2 separate regions of the Homo sapiens genome follow, and region 1 is linked to region 2. A link is a loop called in an ENCODE intact Hi-C map of the cell type or tissue named here. Cell type or tissue: Caco-2. All regions are shown on one strand.

Region 1 (2,500 bases), 76 kb before region 2:
TTTTAAGAATATCCTTTGACTGCTGTGTGGAGAATGGCTAGAATGAAGGCAAAAGTACAAACAAGGAAACTAGTCATTCTTCAATATTTATGGAACACCTACTATGTGCCAGGTACCATACTAGACCCCAGAGATGGAATAGTTAATAAGAAGGATACAGTTTTTGGCTCCATGGAGCTTCCATTTTAGTGGGGCAGTCAGACTATAAGCAGACAAATTATCTATCTATCTATGTATCTATCTATCTATCTATCTATCTATCTATCTATCTATCTACCTATCATCTCTATCATCTGTCTATCCAACCATCTACCTATATCTATCCATCTCTTTCATCTATCCATTTATATCTATCTAATGTGTCTTCTATCTGCCTACTTACCTATCTCTATCATCTATTTATCTATCTCTACCATCTACCCATCTATGCACCTATTCATCTACCTATCTATCTCTATCATCTGTGTATCCATCCGTCTACCCATCTATCATCTATCTATCTATTCATCTATATATCTGTTCATCTCTCTGTCTATCAGTCTATCTATCTTAGGAGTTGATAAGTTTTAGGAAAAAAGGTAAAGCAGGGTATGGGGCATGGCAGGTGGAGGTTTACAGGAGCAGGTTGCTATTTTATTAGGCTGTGTCAGGGAAGTTTATCTTATTTGAGCAAAGACCTGGAGAAAATAAAAGTGTGAGCAGCAGTAATATCTGCAGAAAAGCATTCCAAACAAAGTAAACAGCAAACTGAACATGGGAGCGTGCCTATTGTGTTTGAAGAAAGGCATGGGGATCAATAGGAATGGAGCAAGAGGGGAAATGGTAGGAGACAGGGAAGAGAGGTAGTGGGGTCCTGATCACGTAAGTCCTCAAAGGCCTTTGTTAGGATTGACCCTTACCTCTGTGACCAATGAGAAGCCATTGTATGGTTTCAAACAGAGAAGAGGCCTGCCTTGGCTTAGATTTGAAAAGAATCCCTCAGGCTGCTTTGTGGAGTATAGACTCGCAGGAGGATGAGCAAGGGTAGAGGCAAGGAGACAGTTCAGAGGCTACTTGCGTTCATCTAGATCAGGTTTCACAGCCTCTGCACCATTGACATTTAAGGCCAGATAATTCTTTGTTGTAGAGGCTGCCCTGTGTGTTGTATGATGTTTGGCAGCACTCCTGGCCTTTAACCACTAGATGCCAGTAGTGACCCTTCCCTCAGTAGTGCCACCAAAGATGTCTCCAGACATTGCCAAAACCCATGGGGAGAAGAGTGGACAAAACCTTCCCCAGGTGAGAACCACTGATCTAGATGACCGATGACAGTGGCATGCACTAGAGCAGTAGATGGGCAGGTGGGGAGAAGTGGTGAGATTCTGTATGTGTTTTGAAGGCAAAACACACAGAATTTGTTGATGCATTATGCGTGGATCCTGTGAACAAGATAAGGATTAGGAAGATTTTAAGATTTTTGGCCTGAGGCACTGGAACAATAAAGCTGCTGCTTACCAAGATGGGAAAGACTACAGGAGGAGCAAGTTAGAGGAAATCAGGAGTCTGGTTTTGGATGTGTTGAATTTGAGATGCCTGTTAAATCCACATGGAGGTGACAAGTAGGCAGTTGGATATACAAGTCAGGAGTTCAGGAATGAGGTCCAGGCTAGAGACAGAAATGTGACAGTCATTAGAACAGAGGTGTTACTTAAAGCCTTGAGGCTGGGAGAGCTTGTCTGTGCAGGGAGTAGAGATAGGGAAGGTGTGTTAGGCAGCATTTTAAGATGGCCATCTGATATCTGACCTATGTTATGTCCTTTGAAAGTAGACAGGACGTAGACTTGCTTCTAACTAGTAGAATATGGTGAGGTAAGGGGTTGTCCCTCCTACAAGTACACCATGTTACATAAGTCTGTTTTTTTGCTGACTGGAATCAGAGGCTTTCCTGCTGACTTTGAAGAAGCAAAGGGCTTCTTGACAACCACTGTGGAGAGGTCTCATGGCAGGGAACTGCAGGAGACCTCTAGGAGCAGAGGGCAGACTCCAACAGATAGCCAAAAAGAGGCTGGGGCCCTCAGACATATGGGTGCAAGAAAATGAATTCTGCCAAAAATCTAAATGAGTTTGGAAATAGATTCTTCCCCAGCTGAACCTGCAGATGAGAACATAGCCCAGTCATGCCTTCATTTTTGCCTTGAGGGAGATTCTGAGTTAAGCAAAAACAGGTCTGAGTTCAGGAGCACATTGGTGCTGAAAAGTTGAGGTCAGGACAAGCCAACAAAGACTGGCAGAAAACAAAGGCAGAGTCAGAAGCTAAGTGAATAAAATGAAACATTTTGAGAAAAACAGAGGGACTACTGTGTCAATTGGGACTGACAGGTTGAGTAATCTGAGGTCTGAGAATGACTTATGGGATTTGGCAAAGTGGTGATTATGAGTGACCTTGAAATGACCTTGAAAAACAGCTGTCTCCCTAGAGTAGCGGGACTGAAAGCCTGATGGCAGTAACTGAGGTTAAAAC
Region 2 (2,500 bases):
AGCTGCCTCCCAAAAGACGCTGGGATTTGACATGAGAGTGGCTGCCGTCTTCCCTCTGCTCGTCTGACATGCACAGCTCACCATTCTCATCCGGAGGCTAGGTAAATCTGTCGAGGTCAAGTCAGGACCTGGTGTCATGGAAACCACCAGGGCCAGCGCCCCATGCTCAGGAGCACAGCAAGCACTGGGCAGACGGTACCCTGGAGCCCATCAGGCCCCAGATCCTCAGGTCCTCTCTAGTGGGACACATCTAGCTGCCTGCTGAGGTCATGTAAATAGAACATCATTGCTAAAGGGAAACCTAGAGGTCCCGAGACAGCCCCCGATCTCCTCACTGGACAGACCATGTGGGCAGGAAGTGGCTGCCTCCTTTGACGGAAACTGAGGCCAGCAAAGTTAGGAAGTGGGGCAGGGTCAGGGCAGCATGCGGTGGAGGCCGGCGAGGATCCTGGGCTTCCTTTGAGTCCCGATGTGGTTGGCTTTTTTATTCTTCCTCCTCTTCCTCCTGGCCTGGCTCTGCGGTCTGGGTCAGGTGGATGTGCTCTCTTTCGAAGGGAGACCCATTTCAGATGCCACTGGCTTTCTTGCCTTTGCCTTCTGCAGGACCCTCCTTCTCAGTGAGCGCTCCTCCCAGCACTTCTCCTAGGGACAGCAGGCTAAGTCCATGTGTCCCTGCTCTGCCCTGCACAGTGTGCTGCCACCCTCAACCGGGCAACCCTCGGGCTGGCCTCTGCCCCTGTGACCAGTCAGTGCCAGGGCTGAGCAATCCCCCCATCTATCACCTCTCCCTGAACCCGAAGGGAAAGACCTCAAGGAGGTTGTTGTGGTAAGAAAAATCACTATGCGCCACTGAACCTCTTTCTCCACAGTCTTGTCTTTCACCTCCCGCCTGGCTCTCTGTCCCTCACGAGGTTAACATCTTGACAGAGCCTCCTCAGTGTCTCTTAGACACACCCCTCAGCCCCACCCCACCCATGGATTTGCCGAGCTGCTCCCTGAGCACGTGTTCCCGTGACTGTGTGCCTGGACTCTTGCGTAACCTTCAAACAATCCTCCCTGCCTCCAGTCTGCACACGGCAGGCTTCCGGGATGACCTCTGAACAGAACGCGTCCCCATTCCCACACCTACCAAGCATGGCGTTCAAAGTGTCTCCAGCTCTGCCCTCCCCAGGCCCATTTTCTGGTTCAACACTCATGCCAAGCCAACCGCCCCATCCTCGTTCCTTGCCCCAAACTCTGCAGGCTGGGCTCATCATGCTTGCTCCTAGCTTCACCAGCCCTGTTGCCCTCACTGCCAGGCAAGGCCTGCTCTCCGCTCCCCAGTGACCTCTGTCCTCTGAGAGCCCCGAGGCTTCCCTGAGTTACCTTGTGGAGCACGTTTCCCTGCAGCTCCAAATCCTAGGCATTTGCCCATTGACCTTTAAAAGCCTGGAGGCAGGGCCTATACAGCCCTCCTCTGGCCTCCTCTGAGATGCCAGGCTTAAAGTCTTACAAGTAGCAAATCCTCAACAAGTATTTGTTAAATGAATGCTTTAAGCAATCTGTGGCTGGGTGCAGTGGCTCACACCTTTAATCCCAACACTTTGGAAGGCAGAGGTGGGAGGATCGCTTGAGGCCAGGAGTTCAAGGCTACAGTGAGCAATGATGGCACCACTACACTGCAGCCTGGGTGACAGAACAAGACCCTGTCTCAATAAAAAAAAAAAAAAAAATCAACAATCTTTGTAGTAGAGGGTTTTCAGTAATGCCCCTCCTAACATGAAAGGGATTTAAGCAAGCCAATTGCTTATTTCTGCATGGGCCAGGGACCCCAGTTCCTGACCTTCTCAAGAGATATGAACCTGACCCTTCTGAGTGTAGAACTGGGCTGTGGGGCCAGGAGATGTGGGTTTCAATCCCAGGACCCCCACTGGTGGCTGTGCCATCTTGAGCAAGGCACTTTGTTTCTCCGAGTCTCTATTTCTTCACTGGTAAACAAAGGCACAAATACCTCTTCACCACATCATAAGGGGATTAAATGATGTAAGAAAAAGGATGTTGTATAGTCGTGCACATAGTAGGGCAGCAGGTCCAGGAGGTGGACGGCCCATCCAGGGACCCAGCGGAGCAGCCACTTCCCCACTTCTCAAGGGTGGTCACCAGGTATGTCCGCAGGGCTGCCCCCTGCCCATCTCCAAGGCCTGACTGGCTGATCTCAGCTACACATTGGATACTAAGTCCTAGGGCCAGAGCCAGCAGAGAGGTTTGCCTTACCTTGGAAGTGGACGTAGGTGTTGAAAGCCAGGGTGCTGTCCACACTGGCTCCCATCAGGGAGCAGCCAGTCTTCCATCCTGTCACAGCCTGCATGAACCTGTCAATCTTCTCAGCAGCAACATCCAGTTCTGTGAAGTCCAGAGAGCGTGGGAGGACCACAGGGGTATAGAGAGCCAGGCCCTGCACAAACGGCTGCTTCAGGTGCAGGCCTGGGGCTGTGAACACGCCCACCACCGTGGACAGCAG

The links. Hi-C counts contacts between places; a loop is a spot of excess contacts. Peaks named below come from ENCODE experiments on the same cell type or tissue, not always from the same donor. Only the 100,000 strongest peaks of a DNase experiment are listed, where the experiment ranks them.
Region 1: it touches region 2 in a loop (6-fold over the local background); 9 of 110 quality-filtered maps call a loop at or near these places.

The regions. Positions count from the first base shown.
Region 1 is chr1:230,631,287-230,633,786 of GRCh38, forward strand. No RefSeq gene overlaps it. Among named protein-coding and RNA genes, the nearest start is that of COG2, 9.9 kb to the right of the region's middle. In Caco-2, a CTCF peak has its summit at 1,186 (motif pointing right); a DNase peak (open chromatin) is centred at 1,195.
Region 2 is chr1:230,707,742-230,710,241 of GRCh38, forward strand. It overlaps AGT (angiotensinogen), which reads right to left. Exons shown (of 5, transcript NM_001384479.1): 2 at 2,254-2,500. Among named protein-coding and RNA genes, the nearest start is that of AGT, 5.1 kb to the right of the region's middle. RefSeq lists an enhancer at 886-1,707. In Caco-2, no CTCF peak of the experiment used is centred here; DNase peaks (open chromatin) are centred at 1,010 and 1,380; H3K4me3 peaks cover 446 bases.